Linked DNA regions of Homo sapiens: region 2 is linked to region 1. The links are chromatin loops, found by intact Hi-C in ENCODE. Cell type or tissue: IMR-90. All regions are shown on one strand. Links, peaks and the distances in the headings refer to the core of each region. The heading gives the core; the rest is flanking DNA.

The links. Peaks named below come from ENCODE experiments on the same cell type or tissue, not always from the same donor. Only the 100,000 strongest peaks of a DNase experiment are listed, where the experiment ranks them.
Region 2: a loop joins it to region 1, with 1.9 times the contacts of the local background. A loop is called at or near these places in 3 of 110 quality-filtered maps.

The regions. Positions count from the first base shown.
Region 1 is chr9:78,034,628-78,037,549 of GRCh38, forward strand. No RefSeq gene overlaps it. Among named protein-coding and RNA genes, the nearest start is that of GNAQ, 4.3 kb to the left of the region's middle. In IMR-90, for the core only: a CTCF peak has its summit at 965 (motif pointing left); a DNase peak (open chromatin) is centred at 934.
Region 2 is chr9:77,586,793-77,589,714 of GRCh38, forward strand. All of the region lies in intron 1 of GNA14 (G protein subunit alpha 14), which reads right to left. Among named protein-coding and RNA genes, the nearest start is that of GNA14, 60 kb to the right of the region's middle. RefSeq lists an enhancer at 693-1,598. In IMR-90, for the core only: no CTCF peak of the experiment used is centred there; a DNase peak (open chromatin) is centred at 1,699.

The DNA of each region.
Region 1 (2,922 bases), core at 1-2,500:
CACACAGAGAGTAAGATGATAAACCATTTTGAGAATTCAAGGACAATTACTAATGAGCTGAAAAGCAAATTGCAATACCCAAGGAAAATTGAACTTCAGAGAAAAATAGGAAGACTGTCACCTTTTCTATGGTATCCTGAGATGGATCTCCAACCCCACAATCATATCACCCTGTCCTTTGGGGACTGGCAAAGAAAAACAGTAAAAGGCATAGTTTAGTCTTAAGGAGTGGTTCTGCAGTCAAAGAATGAAAAGGCCATGCTCTTCTAAAAGGATCTCCTGGGGAAGGAAAGGCCCATAGAGGTCATCAGACACAGGCAATATACAGTACCTCTCTTATTCCCAGTCACTTAGCATGGCTGCTTCATATGCACCATACTACTGTCATTCTCTGTGTTCTCTTTCTCTCTGCCCCCTTCCCCTCTGAATTAGGAGCTTCTTGAGAGCGGGGACCATGTTTTTCATAACTGTTTTCAAGGCACCAGAAAGAGAGCCTAGCCTAGAACAGCTACTCAGTAAATAATGAATAAACAAAAGAATGCTACCACCTACATCATCAACAAACACACACTTACAGACTGCCTGTCCCAGGCAGTGTATTATGCCAGATGCCTGAGGCATACAAAGCCCTTAAAGGCTTCATAATCTATTTGGTGAGACAGGCCATGTGTTTCAAAGAATAAACAATACAAAATGAGAAACACTCGTTGCTAACATACAGTATGGAAAATGGATTGCTAACAAAGTTCAAGAGAAGCAGTTCCCTAAGCTGCCATTCAAATTAACCCAGAGTATGAGGAAGCACACGCTGGTCACCCAGAAGACCTTTTAGAAATCAGCCTGAAGAGCATCGCAGATCCTACAAGAGCTGGGAAAGAGATGTCTGGCCAAGTAATAAAGTGGACTTGCTCGTGGGGAAGAAAAAGAAGCCGACCTAGTGAGACGCTGAGAGCTGCAAATGGCGCCACCTACAGGAACATTCTTATAACAGCAGAAAAACTGAGATTCTTAATTGGAACTGTCCTGTTGAAAGAAGAGCAGGGCCAACATGTTGAAGATGAAAAACTAGGCACGAAGCACATCTTCTAAAAGAGAAAATACCCACATTACAAATCATATAGCAGATATTCTAGAATCTAAATGAAGCATAGTACCTCAGTGACATCTTTCCTTTACCAAGCTCAAAAAACGTACCCGGGTAATACTCTGATTCCAATCAAATGTATCTATCTTGTGCTTATCCAGGGTTAGCAATATCAAGGGAAGTACTGTACTTTACAGTTTGAAGGCCACCAAAGTCCCGGTAGACTGGAAGACTCTAAAAGGCTTGTCAGATGGGAGCTCATTTTAAGCTGAGTAGAATAGTGTTTCAGCCAGAGAAGCTAATGTTTGATGAATGAATAAGCAAATGAACCCATTACGTTCATTTCCTTTTGATGATTTCTCATGTAAAGCTCAATAAGGCTGAGATTTTTGTCTGTTTTGTTCACTCCTGAATCCAGCATCTAGAACAATGCCAGGAGTATAATAGATGTTTAATAAACATTTGTTAAATGAATGAAAATTAGATCTTCCAGTGAAAGAAGCCACATGTTGACCACATGACAGTCTCTCTCTCTCTCTTTTTTTTTTTTCCTTAGCCAGATTGTGTGCACCAAAGCTTGGCTCCCTCTGTAAAATGTTCTTCCACCCTGTGCTTCAAAATCTTGCCTCCAATGCGTTCACCAAGGAAAATTAGCCATCACTAGAGTATTCAGAAAGTTGGGAAGCAGTATTTTTGTTCAAAACCCAGATGGAAGCCTATATTAATTCCACCTAAATCAACTTTATAGGAGAGTTGATATTCCTATTACCAATTCATTTCAGACCACATGCAGGTTATACATTGAAGATCTTGACAAGATATATAGTCAGAGTTGTTAATTGCTCAGTGTGTGATAAGTTAACGAAACACAGCACTTGCTGATGGAAAACACGTAAGTAATTAAAGTGCCTGTTCTGCCTTCTCAATGATTGAAATGGTCTTCATATGAATTTTTTCAATTTGTTATCCTTGTAAATTTTTCAACCTCCCATTCTGAATTTTATCAAGATGTTAAAAAAGGTAATCGCTTTTAACTTTAAGATAAATATGAAATATCCTCTCCTAACCACAAATTTAGATATTAAAGTGTTCTTTATTGCTTTATTTTTTCTCTTGTCCTTTTCTATCTCTTAGGCCTACCAAAATCTATTTGAGCCACAAAATTTCCAAATACTTCTTCCAAACTTGTTAATGTTTTCCAGCTTTCCATTCTTATACAAATTCCTAAGCATCGGATTTGAGATGAGTGCATTGGACAATATGGAATAGGGCCTGGAAGAAGATGAGATGAGTGAGGATTTTTTTTTTTTTTGGCTTAGGCTTTGTCTGTTATGGCACAGAACTGTTAGTGATCTTGTCTCTATTTAAAATGCTGGGCTGGGCATGGTGGCTCACGCCTGTAATGCGAGCATGTTGGGAGGCTGAGGTGGGTGGATCACGTGAGCCTAAGAGTTCAAGACCAGCCTGGGCAACGTAGTGAAACCCTGTCTCTACAGAAAATTTAAAAATTAGCCAGGTGTAGTGGCACATGTGTGTAGTCCCAGCTACTCTGGAGCCTCAGGCAGTAGGATTGCTTGAGCCTAGGAAGCAGAGATTGCAGAGAGCCGAGATCGTGCCTCCAGCCTGGGCAGGTAGAGACCCTGTCTCAAAAAAATAAATAAATAAAATGTTGATTATTTGTTCATCACGGGGTTTTTGCATTACTATAGATTTTTAAAGTATTGCATTAAAATATTACCTATCCTGATTACTGAGATTTTTGATGCCACTTAAATTTTGCACCCAAGGCAAATACCTCACCCAGTCCCAGCTCTGGTATAGAAGTCATGCATGAATAG
Region 2 (2,922 bases), core at 314-2,813, 450 kb before region 1:
CAGCGCCATGTTGCCTGTTCCTTTACGGTACCCGTAGTTGACCGAAAAAGGAAGATGGAACCTCCATGTTGAACACGCCTGGTCCCCCAGGTAGCACTTTCCTATTGGCACAGCTGCAGGCATTCACCCGTGCAAGCTTCCAACTTGCTTACCTATATGTCTGCAGCTCGATTTTACAGGCTGGTTTTTTTTTTTTTTTTAATAGAAAATAAATGATTTGGGGGCTGCTTTTTATTAAAGGAAAATCTTACTAAGGACTCTCTTACCTTCACTATCTGACTAAATAATTTCTTTCTAGCTCCTGTTATCATTTGGATAGCTATACTTAAAAAAAAAAGAAAAGAAAAGAACAAGTGTTGATGAGGATGTGGAGAATTGGAAACCTTATGCATTCCAGTTATTTGGTGGGAATGTAAAATGGTTCAGCTGTTATGGAAAATAGTTTGGCAGTTTCTCAAAAAGTTAAACATAGAATTACCACATGACCCAGCAATTCCACTTCTAAGCATATATACCCCCAATACTGAAAGCAGGAACTCATATTAGTATCTATACTCACATGTTCATAGCAGCACTATTCACAATAGCCAAAATGTAGAAACAGCCCAAATATCTATCAGTTGATGAATAGCTAAAGTTATTGTGGTATTTATATACAATGGAATATTATTCAGCCATAAAAGGAATGAGGTACTGGCACATGCTACAACATGGGTGAACTTTAAAATATTTGCCAAGCAAAAGAAGCCAGAAGACGCAAAAGTCACATAAGATTGGATTTCTATGAAATATCCGTAGTATGAAAGAACACAGATTGGTGGTTATCTGGGGGAGGTGGGACAAAGGGATGGGGAGCGAATGCCTAGTATGTATGGAGTTTCTTTCTGGGCTGATGAAAATGTTTTGGTCCTAGATAGAGTGTTTGCATAGTACTGTGAATGTACTAAATGCCGCTGAATTGTTTGCTTTAAAATGGTTGCTTTTATTCAGTGAATTTCACTGCAATTGAAACACATGCACACAAGCACACGTATACACACACGAATTTATTCTCTCATAGTTCTGGATTTCAAAAATCCTAAAACCTAGGGGTTGGAGGGCTCTGTTCCTTCTGGAGGCTCTAAGGGAGGCTTCATTCCATGCCTTTTTCTGGCTACTAAAGGCCATCTGCCTTCCTTGGCTTTGGCCCCTTCCTCTATCTTCAAAGCCAGCAGTGACTTCAAATTCCTGTCTCAGTGATGTCTGCTTCAGTCATCACATCGTCTTCTCTGACTCTGGCCCTCCTGCATCCCTTATTATAAGGACCCTTGTATTACATTGGTTCTACCTGAATAGTCAAGAACACTCTCCCGATTTCAAGATCCTAATCCCATCTGCAAAGTCCCTTTTGCCATGTCAAGTAACATATTCACAGTTTTCAGGGATTCAGAGGGGGACATCTTTGGGGGGCTATCACTCCATCCACCACACCCTGACACCCCTTCAGTGAACTCCTTTTCTTCCTTCAGTTAGCCAGTGTCTGTTGCTTGCAACCACAGAACATTAATTGATAAAATACTTCCTGTTTTTCAGCACTGTATTTTGAATGAAGAATGTGAAAGTAACAAGCAGGACTTGGTGATTTCTTGATCCTGATGGAGAATGACTAAGGAAATCTGCAGGAATTTCACATTTAGCACAATGCTTTCCCCAGGAGCAAGGAAGCCTGGAGAGCAGATGCTTAGGAAGTGTCTGACAGCTGAATGAGTCACGGGGTGAGAAGAGAAGGAAAGTTTAAAGCCTTTAATCAGAGGATATAGAAGCAGGGATAAGACTGAACAGAGAGGAGCAAGGAAGCAGGAAAATATATTTCATATAAAAATCTAAGTTAGAAGGCAGGTTAGCACACATAGCATAAAAGTTGCTAATCCCCCTTCTTTGTCAGGTGACACTCTCCTACTGTCAAACCTGAATCTGAGTCAGAGGTCACCTTAGCCCCAGGAAGTCCTTCTGATGTTCCCAGAGAGAATTAACAGCTTTCTCTGTTCCACAAATATATACTGGGTGCTTACTGTGTTGCTCTGAACACATGCAGTCGCAGAAAATTCTTCAAAAGAAGGAACCTGCTTTTGCCACTGTCTAAAAGTGCCTGGGACACATTGGGGGTTCACATGCTAGCCACATTTTTAAAAGCCATGGGCCAGCACAGCTAAAAAGAACTGTTTGTTTGCTTTAGACATTAGCATTCAAAGCCATCTTTATTTATATTCCATTTCATACAGACCCTTCAATGTATTTTTAAAAATCAAACTTGGAATCACAGCACTTTTGTATGCCCCAGGAATCTATTATAGCTCAGTAACTTTTAGGACCAGTTTACCAAAACCTGGCATTGGTTTTCACAGGTGCATTTCTTGCAAGCCAAACTGGCCTGACAAGGAAATAAATGCTCACTTGCAGGGTCATTTCTAGCTCTGATGGGCCAGGCCACTTCATTTCCCAGAGCCTCTTAAGGAGGAAGCTATTTGACTTTCTGCGTCAACCAAACTGTCAGTGTTACCAATTCCTTTGACTTTGACCTAGAAATTTTATTCATGCAAAATGGAGTGAGCTCGGTTTTCTTTTTTTGTTTTGTTTTTTTGTTTGTTTGTTTTTGGAAGTCATGGTTCCTGGAAGAGCGGAGAACACTCTTTGTTTAATATATCACCTTAGGGTTCAGATATCACTTATATTTCATTCTCAAAAGCCATCGTATGAGTCAGCCCTGTCTTTACAGGTACTGTGTTTGTTGAAAGGGGAGAGGGTTGTTTGCTCATCCAGGGTGGAGAAACCTCTGAGAGTAGCTGGATATTGCCTTTTTCCTCCACCCTCGGGCTATGGCCTGTAGTCAGTACACAGTGGGTAAACCGCAGGTTGCCTAAAGCAACCATGATAGCCAGAGTT